2 separate regions of the Mus musculus genome follow, and region 2 is linked to region 1. Evidence: chromatin loops called from intact Hi-C (ENCODE). Cell type or tissue: left cerebral cortex. All regions are shown on one strand. Links, peaks and the distances in the headings refer to the core of each region. The heading gives the core; the rest is flanking DNA.

Evidence for each region. A loop is a pair of places that touch in the nucleus more often than their neighbours do. Peaks named below come from ENCODE experiments on the same cell type or tissue, not always from the same donor. Only the 100,000 strongest peaks of a DNase experiment are listed, where the experiment ranks them.
Region 2: a loop joins it to region 1, with 3 times the contacts of the local background. A loop is called at or near these places in 2 of 42 quality-filtered maps.

Annotation. Positions count from the first base shown.
Region 1 is chr6:91,409,727-91,417,511 of GRCm38, reverse strand. Wnt7a (wingless-type MMTV integration site family, member 7A) reads left to right here and starts at 6,159. Exons shown (of 4, transcript NM_009527.4): 1 at 6,159-6,473. The coding sequence starts at 6,403. Gm30437 (a long non-coding RNA gene) reads right to left here and starts at 6,184. Exons shown (of 2, transcript XR_377869.4): 1 at 5,501-6,184; 2 at 4,796-5,406. In left cerebral cortex, for the core only: a CTCF peak has its summit at 5,580 (motif pointing right); DNase peaks (open chromatin) are centred at 5,620, 6,218 and 7,659; H3K4me3 peaks cover 2,206 bases; H3K27ac peaks cover 686 bases.
Region 2 is chr6:91,342,399-91,350,183 of GRCm38, reverse strand. No RefSeq gene overlaps it. Among named protein-coding and RNA genes, the nearest start is that of Gm30437, 65 kb to the left of the region's middle. In left cerebral cortex, for the core only: no CTCF peak of the experiment used is centred there; DNase peaks (open chromatin) are centred at 2,279 and 3,967; H3K27ac peaks cover 1,158 bases.

The DNA of each region.
Region 1 (7,785 bases), core at 2,786-7,785:
TCGATGGATCTAGAGACCATACTCAGGAGAGCACCAGGAGCTCAGGGTCCTGGACTTGGGCATTGGTACCTAGAGGAGACCCTCTGCACATGAGCCTCCTGAGAAGGCCAGAGTAGCCTGTTCAGGGCTCAGGAGAGGGCAGGACAGGTGTAGTGCATGTATCCCAGCCTCAGGAGGGGAAATAGTGAGACAGGCTGCTGGTCTTCTGGGCTTAGTTTTTGTCCGGAGCCTGGGGAATAAGAAACAGACACACAGTACTCAGGGCCTTTTCACTAAGAAACAGACAAGACCAAATGGAGAGATTTTCCTTTCCCCTGGAAAACCAAGCCCCAACGTGAGTGGTGTGGATGGCGATGGTGCTCGCTAGGCCACTGTGGATCAGAATCTTTCTGTTTCCATTTCATAATTTCACTCAGAAGCTCACAAGATCAGGGGAAGAGAGTTAACCCCAAAGTTGTCCTTTATCTGATCTACCACCAGAAGATGCCACCCACATTTAGGGTGGGTCTTCCCATTCTAAATAATCTGATGAAGAAAAACCCCTCGCAGGAGGGCACAGTGCTTGAATTTTAATTCCAGATGCAGTCAAGTTGACAACTAGAATTAGCCATTGTGGCATCTTGTGCTACTCTCAAATCAGCAGAAGAAAGTGTGATCAATGCTACAAAGCCCAGCTTTGAAGTGGTTGATACTGACAGACGGCAGCGTTGACCCACTCAGGCAAAAGGCAGTTTATTCTTGGTCCTGTACAGCCCCAATGTGCTGATGGGAGTTAGCGTCCCTAGCCCTCTCCACTTGCCTGGCTCCTCCACGGCATGGCTGACGGTGGTGGGTAACTCACAGGCTTTCAATCTGCTTTCTTCCCAAGAACCGCAGACTACAGAGTGGGTTTAGCGTGAACACAGATTCATTCGTGGGAGCACTGGGAGGGGACATTGGGTTTGTGTCCATCTAAAAGCAAGAATGCTTTAAAGTCTCACTTCTGGGGACTCGAACACTTATTTCCCAAAACACAGCACTCTGGGGAGAGCCAGACTCAGCACCAGCATGCCAGGCACCGATTCTGAGTTGGAGAGATGAGGACCAGCAAGGGGCTGAGGGCCTGCTCTCCTTCATCTTCCAATGTCACCTGTATGAGGAGAAACTGGGCCCAAGCCACTTCTGTCCCCTGTGCAAGAAGTTAACCATGGACTGCAGCAGGCTGCTCTCCCTGACAGCACTGAGCGGAAGTGGGAGTCCTTCCCCCTCTTAACCAAATGGAGCGTCCTAGTTTGGATTTTAGCTGTCCCTACAGGCCCATGTAAAGGCTTGGTTCCTAGCTTGAGGTGCTACTGGGAGGGAACTGGGCCTTCCAGTGGGAGGATGTTAAGTCACTGGGGGCAAGGCCTTGAAGAAGAGAAGAGAACCTCAGCTCCTTCATGTCCCTCTCTTGCTTCCTGGATGTCATGACGGGAGTGTGTTTTTCCCCAACAGCCTCTTGCTATGATGAGCTGCCTAACAACAGGGTTAAGCATCCATGGACCTAAACCTCTGATATCAAACAAAGCTTTCCACCTTTAAGCTAAAAGCTGGGGAGGGTAATTTGTCACGTGGCAGCTGACTGTCATGGGGCTCTGGGTTTCTGCTGTTCCCCAGCTATGGGAACAGGGTCTCCAGGCCTCATTGTCCTGTCCTACCTGCTCTCACCCTGGGGGATAGGATCTGCAGGCAAGAGCTCCAGGGCAGGAGGCCCAAAGCTTTCATAAGAGAGGCCTGGGTGACTCCTGTCACTTCTGACTGCTTCTTTCTAACCGTCGCTCTCCATGGGCTGGATGCTCAGGCTCTTGAAAGAATCACCTGGGTGTCACATCCATCTCTTTGGTGGATGCTGGTGACACAGGCCACATCGGTGAAGCATAACAGCCACTATGATGGGAAGAAGTGTCCTGGCTAGGGTCTTCAGGGTGGTCCATGGGTGCTTTTCATCACCCTGTACCAGCACAGATTTCTTTGTCAGAGACGTTCTTTGCTGCTAGTTGAGGTTCTTCGCAAGCCACTGAGTCACATCAGCTGTGCTTCTCCTCTGAGCACCAGCATACTTCACTTATTCTTTGTCAGTAGTCTGCCTAGCACAGGCCCCAGCAGCTCGATACTTCATTAATAAAAGGGGTTCTATAGCCTATGATTTTTTTTTTTTTTTTGCTTTATGACTCTTTTTTTTCTCTCTCTCTCTCTGTGTGTGTGTGTGTGTGTGTGTGTGTGTTGTGGGGGGTTATGTGTGCACAAGCGTTTACTAGTGTGTTCACCTGTGTATGAGTTACAGAGGCTAGAGGAGGATGTTGGGTGTCCTACTGTGTTGCTCTCCATCTTATTCCCTTGAGACCAGGCACCTCTTAGTAGCAACTGTTAACTGTGGTTCTGGGACTGGGCTGGTTATTTCTTCTGCCCCCAACAGGTGGCGACAAAGCCCAGAGTGAGCGCCTGCCCAGGTATGCTTGGTTTGCCTGAAGAACAAGAAGCCCACCGGGACAGCTCTTTCAATGATCCAAGTAGTGGTTGCAAATGGGGGTGGGGTGGGGTGGGGGGAGATCCTGGGCTAGCAGAAATTTGCAAAAAAAGAACTTCTGCAGACAGTCCCAGACAGTTGATCTAGGGCTCAGGACTTTGGGATGCTTTAAATAAAGTTTCTCCTTCAGAACTCTCAACCCCCTCTAGTAATTGACCTAGAAGTTACTAGCTGCAGAGCATACCCAACAAACAAGCGAATGAAAAACTGTCTTGGACCATGAATTTAATAAGTGGCAGAGCTGGCACCAAACCCCATGCTTAGCTGATCCCCAAATGTGCGATCTCTTCAGCAAGCCATGGTTTTGGTTTGACATAAGCTCTGTGCAGTTGTGTAATCAGAGCAGAAGGACTTTGTTATGAGGAGATTGTACTCTAATGAGAGGCCTCTGGGGTGAGCCTGGATATCCTTTAGGATGGGAAGGGCTCTGCCAAGACAAGCCCAAGGGCACTGGAAACCCAAGGAAGAATTACAATAAAAATATGCTATCTACAAATACAGACCTGGTCCTATGTAGGGATATGTGTCTGACTCATTCAAAGATTTGCAGAGAATATCGGACCCTCTATATCTCTAGATTCTATAGAGCCTGGAACACATTAATCCTTGATGAATATTTGAAAAATGGATGAAGAAGAAACCAAGAACCGTGGGTAGAAGCCAGGTGGGTCAAGGCAAGCTTTTCAGGTGAGTGGGGATGTGGGTGGGTTACAAACTTACCAGGTGGAAAGGGAGCTAAAGGCATTGGAGTTATACAAAGAGGAAGGATAGGGTGCGCCTTTGCCCATGTTCAATGTGCATCTAATGCCTTTAACACACACACACGCACACGCACACGCACACACACACACACACACGTAACATGGGAGCTATGGCTAGAACCAGTGCTTCAAGTTCAAATCTCAACTCTATCATATACTACTGGCTGTGAGGATATGGGGATATTTAATACTCCACGATCGCGTTCTTCATATAAACAGGGATGTGATAATGAGAACAGGGCCTCACAGCATTGTCAGAGGGCTCTGAGGTAACATAGTGCAGTTCTGAGGGCAGTGCAGACATGGGGGGCAGTGCTGCCTCTGGGCTTGGCCATTCCGCCATCCTCAGAATGGCTCCTGTATGCATCTGTGTACCATCACCTGCACCATTCCTGTTTCCCTGACACCGAGGAAGCTATCACAGGCCTGCCCAGAGGCAAGTCAGGAGGGCACAGAGAACTCCTTGCAGGAGAAGGGCGGAGACTGGGTTCTTCCCACCCACTCTTCTGTCTCAGCTTGTTTTCCAATCAGTTCTTCCTCCCCCCCCCCCCCCTTCCCTTTCCCAGCAGATGCCCTCAGCCTTTGCCAGGGCTGTTGCTGTCACCACAGCTGCCACAGGACTTGCAGGTCATGTGTGTCCCAACATCCATGACGTGCATGACTCTGCTTTAAGATGACAATGGTGCATATTGGAAGTGACACACCAGAGAGATGTTCTGGAGGAGACCTCAGATGACTAGACAGAGGAGGAATACAAGAGAATGTGCTATGGGTAAAGAGGACACCCAGACACTGTCCACAATGCCTCACCTGGGCAAATCTGAAGCCAGGAAGACTGAGTGGATGGCTGGTGGCATCTGGAGGGCCTTCAGTGACCTGTGTAGCAATCATAATGGATCCCACCAGTCAAGGTCACAATTAGGACTGTGGGCTGCAGTGGCTGTACATATTCCTGGTTTCCTCACAGCACAGCAGTCATTAGGGTGGGTCAGGGCTCCTGTATGCATCCATTCACCTGCACCATTACCTCTTCCCTGTTATTGAGGAAGCCATCACAGGCCCACTCAGAGGCGAGCCAGGAGGACACAGAGAACTTGCAATGGAGAACGTCTGAACATTGTAGTGGCCATGTTCTGAAAGCACCCCCAGGCTTGGGGGGGGTGATATAGCTTAGTTGGGAAAGTACTGGTTTAGCACTAGAAAAGAACTAGGTTCAATCCCTGACATCCTATAAAGCAGGGTGGGAGTGCACAGTCTGTAATCCCAGCACCCCTGAGGTGGAAGCTGGGGGACCAGTGGGTCAAGGCTATCTCCACTTCAGTCAGATTCATGCCAAAACGGCAATAAAAGTTCTCCAGCACAAATGTCCCATCTGTCCCTGAACCCATGTTGAAGTCTCCCTAGTCCAACAGGCTCCCCAGTGTCCAATTCCCTTCCCAGCCCCCATCAGTGTCTCCATGGGACACCCAGAGATACACACACACACAAATGAGTTACCTGCTTTATTCTCCAGGGTCTCCATTGGACTCCAAACTCTTCTAGGAATACAGTCCCCCTCTCTTCCCTCCACATCACTGGCTTTCTTTCTCTTCATCCTTGCTCCTCCTTCACCCACTCCTAGCTTCTACCATAATGGGCCCAAATCCTGTGATCTGCTGCGGACAGCCCAGCCACTTCCTCAGAGCTAAAACAAACATTTTAGTGCACAGAACCCTCTTTCCCATTGCCCGGTCCCCGGTCCTGTGACCTTCTCACCAGCCGGTGCCATCTGAAGCTATGCATGTGCTTACTGGACAGGGCTCCTGTACGTATCCATTTACCATCATCTGCACCTGTCAATGAGGAAGCTATCACAGGCTTGCCCAGAGGCAAGGAAGGCGCGCACAGAGAACTCCTTGCAATGGAGATTGGTTGAACAATGTAGTGGCCATATTCTGAAAGCGCCCCCCCCCCAGGCTGTACCCAGACCAAGGTCTCCCGTGTTCCTTGAATCCACGGTTGTCAGCATGGCTGGCGCCAGTAGCCCGTGGACGCATGCGTGAACAGCGGCTGTACATGAAGGTATGCATGAAGAACTGCAGTCTGGAAGGCTAAGCAGGCCTGGAGTGGAGAGAAGAGTAGGGGTCACTAGAGTTGGGGCTACCTTGTTCCAATCTGGCTATTCACCTGTTAGTGACTTTGAGTTTGACTTCACCTCCTCAGTTTCTCCAACTGAAACTTGGGCTGCGTGTCTCTGATCAGAAAGACAAAAGGCCAGAATGCACCACCTGCCGCACCCAGCAGGTGTCGCCGTGAGAGCGCTCTGAGCTTTCACCTGCGCGTGTTCTCAGGTTCTGCTACTGGTCATTGGGCTCCAGTCCAATTCCAAGTCTCCACCGGTAGCAAGATTCCGGAGGATCCTGTCACGTCTCGCCTTAGGTGCAATCAGCCCCTCGCACAGACGAGGGTGAGGAGAGAATGTGTGGGGTAGTAGTTCTGCAGGAGTCTCCACCCCAGTTCCCTGTTTCTGGCCCGTGTGACAGAGCTCTAACAAGGCGTGAGGGTTCTGAAATGAGCCTATATCCTCTACACCCAGAGGATGGCCCTTGGGCACCTGCTGGTCTCAACCTGCGAGTTAGCGAAGGATGCTAGGCAGGCAGGATTCCACCGCCCTCCACCCCCAACTCCGCTCCACGCCCCCGCCTCCCACCGCCGCGAGCTCGGAGGAGCGCCGCGGGAGCGCGCTCGGGGCAGACATCCTCGACCCGCGGGCGCTTGGGCGCGGGGCGGGCGCTCCGGGAGGCGGGCGGGGGAAGGGCGGAGAGGGAGGGGCGGGGGCGGGAGGCAGCAGCGCCCCGCAGTCCCCGCGCCTCAAACACTTGCCGCGATCGCTGGCGCGCAGCGGCGCCCCTTGTTGCGCTTGTTCTCCCCTCCTCTGGCTCCGCGGCTCCCGCGCTCTGGGACAGTCTCCAGTGCCTAGCGCGGACCGACGCACCGACGGACCGCCCAGGGAGCCTCGGCCCGCGCCCCCTGCGCAGGCTATGTGGATTGCCCCGCCGGGCCCGGCTGGCGGGATCAGCACAGCCCGGCCCGTGGCACCCGCCACCAGCGGGGACTATGACCCGGAAAGCGCGGCGCTGCCTGGGCCACCTCTTTCTCAGCCTGGGCATAGTCTACCTCCGGATCGGGTAAGCACCGCGCGCGTTCTTTCCGCGCGTGCGACGGAGGCAAAGTTGACTGGGCCCGGGAGGGAGGCGCGCTGCCCAACTTAGCTCAGGAGAGGCAGTGGGAGGTGCAGGAACCCTGAGGGCACAAAGGCTCCCCGTGAGCGGACAACCCAGGGGCGCACGCAATTCCACAGACTCGGGCAGGGGATCGGCCATCCCAAGGATCTCAGAGTCAGGGATACCTCCAGAAACAGACAGTTAAGTGTTTCTGGAAGCGAATATCTGCTCTATGGGGTCCCCAGGAACCGCCCCACCCCCCGCCCCTGCGCGCAAGCCACAAGCACAGTAGATCCGGCAGGACCACAGCCACCCCTAGAGAGCTCAATTCCCAGCAGGAATTCTACGCGCGATATTGTGAGCGCAGCCCTTTTGCAGACAGGGCTACTCATGTAGCAAACGTGGGCCCAGGACTGGGGGTGTTCCCTGGCAAAAGCATAAACCACCTTTCAGAGCTCTGGCACCGCCTCATTTCCAGCGGCCCTCAGACCCCCTTCCCAAGCTAGGAGGACAGCACATTTAACAATCAGAACCAAATAGTACGACCAGAGATAGTTAATGGCTAGTCGGAGACACCAAGGAGAGACGCTCTCTAGCCGCCACCCAAAGAAAGCAAGACAGCCGACCCTGGGGTCGCTGGGGTGGGAGCCAAAGAACCCAGGCGTCAGGAGGTGGGGCAGGAGACACTCTAACTGGAAAGTGGAAGCAGGTGGCTTCTTGCGCTGCGTTGCGCGGCCTCTCTTTGTACTTAGGAAGTGACTTGTGTGCAGCACGGTTTTGGGGACGTGGGGGGCTTTAATCATAGACAGAGGTCCTAGCGCCAAAGGGCTACCTTGGGAGGCTTCACACCTGCCTCTCTCTATACACCCCTACTACCTGTGAACCTCCTGTCGCTGCCTTGGGAAGAACTGGACCCAAGGCCAGGGGGCGTGTGTGGCAGACCCTTTGTGTTTCTCCGCCGCCACCCTCAGGGTTCCCACTTCCCCAACCCCACCTCTCTGGAATGGGATTTCAAAACCAAGTGCGCTCTGAGTGGACTAGGCGGCCTCCAGCCCAACCGCGGATCGAGAGGCGGCTTCTGGGCTCGCGCGCTGCCTGCCTGCGGGTGTGTTTTAAGTGTTATTGATTCGCCCGCGTCTGGATGGCTTTTCTTTTCTTTTCTTTTTTTTTCCCCCCCACTTGCTTTAATCTTCATCTTGGCCCGCGCACTACCGCCCTGCGCTCATCCACTCATCCAGCATCCAGGAAGCGAGGTCGGGCTCATTGGCTCTGGCCG
Region 2 (7,785 bases), core at 1,342-6,341, 66 kb after region 1:
TGCAAAGAAATTTCTAGAACAAGACAGCTGCGCATTTGGAGACAGGATTACCTGCCATGACAGTGGTATGCCCATCCCTTCAGCCACTATGTCACCTAACACCTGGACCAGCACTGGTTCCTGAGAGTGGCCCAGGGTCTGAGCAACTACCCACAGGCAGATGGCTACTTTGGCAGAAGCTGGGCAGCCAGGGAACAAAGGGCTTTCATGGGGTGTAATCCAGGCTGCGAGAGGAAAAATGGTCAGGTGCTTGGAGAGGCAGGTTCACACGAAGGGAAAGGGCAAGTCTTGCAGGACTGGCTGGCACGGGGGCCCAGGTTCCGGCCCACATTCCCAGGGCAGCAGACGGTCCCTGGCAATGGCTGAAGGCCCCATTTGTGTGATATGTCAGCAGGGAGGGTAGGCCTTTTAAGGGTTGAGATCGTGAGGCCTGATAGCATGCTGGGGCCTCTCCCTGGGGGAGCCTGGCCCTTGTGAGGACTGTCAGCCATTGTTAACTGTGTCCCGGTGTGAAGGAAAACGGGGCACTGGCAGTCACTGATACCTGTGCGATCTGGCCACCAGGACTCGGCCACACCGCCACAGCTCCAGTTACAGGCCGGATGGGCAAGGGGGCCTGCAGCCCTCTAGCATACCCGTGGCAGGCAAAAGGCAGTGGAAGGTGAGCAGTGTGAGGCCACAGGGATGATGGCGAGTCACAGGGTCCTGTGTATGAAGTCACACACTGCCAAGGGTTGCCCATGTTTCATTGCCAGAAAGGGGGCTATGAGAAGAATGTGGTGGGATGAGAATGTGAGAGGGCAGAGGATGGAGGGACCCCCAGCCTTGTGTTAGTAACCAGTGCTCTGGGCTGAAAGGCTTGCCAGTCTCCGTGGATCGAATGCCAGAGTTGCCTGTCACTTCCCCCAAGGCACACGGTTTCACAAGAACTTGGTACGGGAATCAGGATGAATGCCTGTGAATCACTGAGTATTTAAGTGTCATTTGTTACTTACTAGTATTCGCTGGTCCTGTGTTCAGTGGTGCTAAGGGACTTAGTCCTCAAGGCAGCCCCCTGGGATGGGCATTATAGTTACTACAAGTGGGCCACAGAGAGGCAAACAATTTCCCAAGGTCACAGAGCTTTGACAGGGCAGATCACAGTCTGTTAGGGCTGGGATTATAACCCAGTCATCTAGCTCCAGAATTCCTACCTCCAGGAACCACTAAAAACGGACAGAAACTGAGGGCAGGCTCAGGCCTCAGATGGACAGGAGACAAACTAATGAAGACCGCCAAAGCAAGAGGCACATGGAGGTGTGACAGCAGGGAGCCCACAGGACCGAGAGACAAGCTGCACACAACCCTTGCCATTCTGGGTGACAAGACAGAGGAGAAAGGGGGTCACCGAGCTCAGATCTGGAGCCACAAGAAGGGCAAAATCAAGGACTATGGCTAGAAGGGGGGTGGGGGCAGGGGGCGGGCTCACTTCCCTGATGCTCTACTAAGGGAGTGGCAGCCTCCTGAGTAGAGAGTAAGGTGGGGATGGGATGGGAGGGAGGGGCTGTGAAAACCAGCTCTTCCAGGGCATAACTTAACAGCTCTGAAAAGCCATTTACACCAGGCCTGGGTCAGGGCAGCACCATCCTGCAGAGGGCTGTGTCCTGCTGCTCCCTCCCAGGTGCATGTGGCTTCTGAGATGCTGGGACAATAGTGACCAAAGGCCAGGGTGTAACACAGCTACCAGGAAGCTGGGAACCCGTGGGACTGAGTTGTCACTAAGTAATCACAGTGGAATAGCAAGGGGGGGACCTGCTTCTTAGAGCCACCAAAGAATGGGATGAAGTTGGAGGTCTGAGGTCATGTGGCTGAGGTGGATGGACTTGGTTGTCACATCAAGGGACACATCTGACATTCTGGATGCTTGGTTAGTCTCTGGCCATCATTACCAAACTGAGGGCTGCCAGGAACTGTTGAAGTGAGGGGTTGATGGGGGAGGAAAGGGGATGGATGAATGAATGAATGAATGAATGAATGAACAAACGAACAAATGAATGAATGAAGAGAGGCTGTGTGAGGAAGAAATGAATGAATGAAAGGATGGAGGAGGGAGTAAATGGCGCATAAACAGGAAAGAAGACCAGGAAGACAAAGGAGGAGAGGGATCCTGCAGAGCCCTGGACTTAAAAGATCCAGCTGCATCCTACTGCTGCTTAAAATGCTAGGCCTGCCGTCACCATGGTAATGGGAGAAAATCACAGAGCAATTTGTAATCAGCAGGAGGCGGGGGACTCCCGATAGAGCACTCTGGGAAGGAAGGGCCCTGCGGGTCCCAGAACTGAGCTCCCTCTCAAGCCTGAGGCCAGTTGCACTTCCTTCACTAGGGTGCCTCCCCCAGCTTCTGTAGCTGGCTGAGTTCTGCCTCAACACTCAGCCCGCTCAGATCGGAGGTGCCTGCTGGGAGGTGGCATCCCTTCACCAATATGTAGCCTGTCTCTCTGTGCACTGCACACTGGGGCCACAACCCCACTTTCTTCTCCTTCCTCAGGGAAGCCTTCAGAAACTGCCATGAGCCATGCTCTCCAGATGGAAGGACGTTGCTCCCGTTTACCATGTGGCAGCTGCAAACTCTTCCTGGCTCTGGTGAGCTCCTCTCCACCATCAGCCCCAGGGATTCAGGATTCAGGAATCATCCTAGCAGTAGAAACCATAGACCGTCCACCCTCGTTCATGGCACAAACCTTAATGAATGGGACCCGAGTTTCAATTGACCCAGGTTCTACTGTTCTGTCCACTGAACATCTTACAGGCTTTCCCAACAGTAAGAGACAGAGAAGGAACTTGGGGTCTAAAAAGCCACATGTTCAAAGCCATACATGCACATAAGCACATTAGCCTCCTAATGTAGCAGACTTGATCCTGGATCTTCAGGCTGCTGAGAGGGTTCCCAAGATCTCCCAATCTTGGGAAGAACGGCCGGACCCTGCAGAGTTCACTTATCATGTGACCTTAAATAAGTCATCTTTGCCCTTTGAGTTTCAGTCACCAACTCTGGAAAGTTTAGACAGCCAAAGATGTGCCCAGCTAAGGAGAGAGTAGATGAGAGTCCATGGGGCAGGAGGAGAGGTGTCCCACAGCTCAGCTGCACTGGGGTCCAGCCTCCACTGTGTCTGCCCTTGCCTCCGTGACTCTAAAACTCAGTCTGTGGTCCATTACTGCCTTCCCCAAATCCGGCCCTGGAAGCTGTCCAGCTGCAAATGGAGAGGAGCCGGGGGCTGGCAGAGCAGGCTGGCCTATGGTTTAGGGGCAAGGAGACTGCTTTGATCAATGGAATCTGGTTTGGTCTGGGCAGGACGGCACAGAAGGGAGGAAAGAGCCTCAGCCAGACCCTGCCTGTGCTTTCTCTTTGTGTCCTGAACTACCCTCTGTAGCTCAGGAGTGTGGACTCTGCCTTGCTGTGAGGCTCATGCCGTGCCCTGTACACACTAAGAGATTTGACTGAAGTGGCTTCATGCATGGTTATATGCACACCCACACACCATGTTTGTGGCTTCTCAGCTTCCAGAGCTAGTGGCCTTATCTGCAAGCTAGAGCAAGAAATTCCCTTCCCCAGGGGCTGTAAAAAGAGCTGGTAGCGTATATACAGCTCAAGGCAAACACTCAGAACCTCCCTTCCACGGAGGTACTGCCAGCCAAGGCCCGGAGGGGGAAGCACCCATCCAGGACACACAGCAGGGCACCAGGACCGGCACCTTTGCCCAGGCTGAGTCTAAACACTGGTGAAAGGGGGGGGGGGTGAGGGAAGGAGAAAGGCAGTTAAACCCTGTGCAAGCACCTCACACAATGGGGTCAATGGCCAGGCCAAAGAAGGTGGTTGAGGCGGGCTTGGCCCTGCTTAGCATATGAGCTGGAGGCCCCGCCCCTTCCTGAGAGGGTTCCAGGACCCACTATAATGTCCCAATTGTCGTACAATACCTTGATGGAGGGCCCTGTCACATTTTTGCCACCGTTACTGGGGTCCCCATTCATGGCCACTGTCACCATGCTCAGAACAAGCTGGCTAGGCAGCCTCCTTTGCATTAAAATGGGTGAGAACTAAGCCTTCCTACTGCTCAGCTGGGCAGAAAACAGGATTAGGCCAAGGACGGCTGAAGGCCCCTGGTGGGGGCGGCCCCAGAAGGCCAGTGTCGGCCACTGCCCTCTGGCCTGAGCCATGCATCAGTTCCCTATAGCCCTCAGTGAACATGAACAGTCCCTCCCTGTATCTAACTGTCTCTAGCTCTCAGTGTGGGGTTAGGGGCATGGGTTTCATCCAGAAGGGAAGACACGCCACATTTATAGGAAGAGTGATGTAAAGAGTAGGACAGAATGGGCGGATGAGGATGAATGGATGTCCATCCCGGTGGCATCTCTGTTAGTTTCCAGTCACAATAACAAAATACCTGAGAGGAGCCACTTATAATGAGAAACATTTTCTTTGGGGTCAACGTTTCAGAGATCAGGGGCCATGACTGTCAGCCACTGCTTTCAGGCCCCTGGTTGGGCAGTGTCACCACTATGGAGTGGTGACAGATGTCAAAGCACAGCTGCTTTACTCATAGTGGAGAGTGGAAGGAACCGGTGAGATGGACCTGGGGTGCCATACGCCCCTCACAGACACGCCCCAGTGACCTGGAGACATCTCTCAATAGTGTCACTTGGGAACCAAGTCGGCACCCACATGTCAGCAGCCTCTGAGCATGCCTGGAGCTCCTGGTCCACGGGGAGAAGCCACAGCCTGAAGGCAACTGAGACCAGGTTTCCAGTGAGGGTTGGCTGACATGAGAGCATGCTGTGTCAAAGGCTCAGCATCCACGCACGCCACCCTACAGGCACACACAGAGAGGAACGAGGCAGCTCCCATACAAGAATTCAGAAACATCCCACATTTCCACAGGTGGGGGAGGGGCACTAAATACATCATCCACACCTCAGAGCCCATGTCACTCAAAATAAAGACCTGGTGTGACATTAGAAGTGGCAGAATGTCCGAGACTGCTAGCAAATGAACAGGACAGCTGTGGATAGGCATGTCCAGGGTCATTCACAGAGAATGGTATGTTGCCTGTGAACCCATGGCAGAGGCCACAGTGAGGGACAAGGAGCTAAGGTAGCTGCCTCTGAAAAACTTAAGGGGCTCAGGAGGAAACCTTGGCTTTGTGCCTTATGTGCTCTTTACCACTGTATGTCCCCAATGTGTGATGGTTCACTTTTTCACTTTGGTTTTTTTTTTTTTTTTTTTTTTTTTTGTCTTTACAAACATGCAAGTCACATGAGTTCAGAAAAAACAAACAACCCCCCCCCCCCAGCACTTAGAATGTGCGTATGTGTGCAGTGCTAGGGATGTGCATATGTGGGCAGTGCTAGGGATGTGCATATGTGTGCAGTGCTAAGGATGTGGTCTGAGCTGGTATTCTAGGCAAGGCTCTACAGGAGCCATAGTCAGCCCCCAAAACTTTATCCTGACTTCCATTCTGGAACCGGCAGTGCCCATTGCTCACCACTGACACTGAGTACCCCTGCTTGCAGGCACTCCTTTGACGTGCCTCCACAGGCTTTTTGCCCAGACCTCTGAGGTGAACACTCCATTATTATGTAAGAAGACATCCTGGGAGATGCAAATGCAGGATGTCCCAGGAGGCCACTAGACAGAGACCTGCAGTCTGTACCACAGCTTCACTAAGTGCTGGCCACAACCCTCTTGCCTGGGTACCCCACCTGGGCATCTTCTCTCATGCACACAAAGGAGATGTGCACAGAGATTCCTTCCTTGCCCACATCAGGACAAAGAGACAATGTACACATCCACGGGGCTGTCCTGCTCCAAAGCCCTTGTCCCTCTGACCAGAGACTCTCTAGACCACACTGACAAATCAGACCATGACCAGGCAGTGACACGATGACGGAAGGATGCGGCACAGGATGAGAGAGCAGAGGGGTAAGAAAGTACACAGCCTCCCCTAGGGCTTCCATTGTGTTCTTTGAGAGCTTAGTAAAGGGACAGGCACTGGTAAGACCCCCCCCCCTCCCAGGAACAGAAGAAGCAGTCAGATTATCAATGCCCCTGCCTCTGGGATCCCCTGACCCCAGCCAAACAGGCACAGGCTGCATGACCCAAGTCAAATCCTTCTTGCTGTAGTCCAGCCTAGAGACTTGAGAACGCCACACTTCACAGTTGGTAGGAAGTGCACGTCCCCCAGATTCATACCATTTATCTTGCTACAGTATTTATTAAGAGTGTCCCGGAGAAGAGTATTCTCTGCCCTGGCTTCACCCGAGCCTCAGCCACTAACTGGAAAGTTCCACATTGCAGAAAGCTGAGCACTACTCGGGGGTGGGGGGAGTACCCTGTAATTTGTATGCAGTTGCAGGTCATTACCAAAACGACAATGAAATGCAGGCTCCCTGTAATTAGATGCTTTTATGAATTGGGTTCCAAGGTATTCATGGCAAAGCTATAAGATCTGCTCCTCCCTTGATTCCATGCCCTTTCTCAGCCATCCTCAGGCAGGCAGAGGCCGGAGGGCCACTGCAGAACACCTTGGCTGGCTCTAGCTCGAGGATCTGTCTGTTCTGGATGGTAGGTTGTGACTCCCAGGAGCAAGCCTCAGAACCAGCCCAATTGTCTATACATTGGAAGGAATGCCTCGAAGTAAATCATGATCCATGCAGATCTTGGAACATGCTCCATCTATGATCACTAGAGAGGCAGCTGACAAAGCAAACAGAAGGATGCCCAAGACAATCCAGCACGGGAAGGAACAAAGACCTGAGATGAGCGTTCCTGCAGAACTCAGTGGAAGTTTTCTGCCTGCTCAGGCTACTGTACCTGGCCCTGCCGCCCAAGATCTCACACTCACCTTGCCTCCCTTTATCACACAAGCACTGCTCCTTGGGAAACCCATCAACAGATCAGCAGGAAAAAGAAGATCCTGAGAAACCTACCTGCCACGTTGGTGCCATGCCTGGTTGAGCAGACACGCTGGCCCAGTCTCATGCTACCTGCCTGCTTTAGCCACACTTCTGAATAAACAGGACACAGCACTGTATCCAACCTAATGTGATTTCTCCTCTCCACTCAGGGTACACCAAGCACAGTCCCTTCTGGGAATGAGACACAGCCCTTGTCAGCTAATCTCCTCTGTATCACACACCCCCTTAGTATCTACAGCATCTACTGCCATAGATCTCACATCTACTGCCACATTTAGTAGGCTGGAAACAAAATGGAGACTAAGAGGTAATGGATTAATGTACAACTGCTTCTCTACATAAAATGAGCATTGAGCCAACAACCTCCCCCATACCCCCCAACTTGAAAATACCCTAATATGGAGGCAAATTAAATGCATACAACCCTCCCTAACTCACAGCTTAGCAGCAGTCCACCAGAGTGACCACTTAACTGCCCAGTGTTTGGAAGAATGTCATGCTGAACATTGCTAGGCTGGGAAAGAAAACCAAAAACTAAAACTCATAGGTACAATGTCTATGGAATGTATATTGACTTTTGCACAGTTGTAAAGTTGGGGAAACAGTAAGTTGAGCCATCATTAGGCTGGGAACTGTCTACATACAAGGATTCCCCTGTGAGAAAGTCAAGTGTGAGCGTCAACCCTGCGGCTCCTCCTGCGCTCAGCCGTGTGAAGCTATCTGGCTAAGCAATGCCCCATAGGCCTACATGCTTGGCTATCCAGCTGGGGTTACAGATACTTCAGAATGCTGTGGTCCACCCCATGCTGCTCTTCCTCACTGTATTGCTGGTGT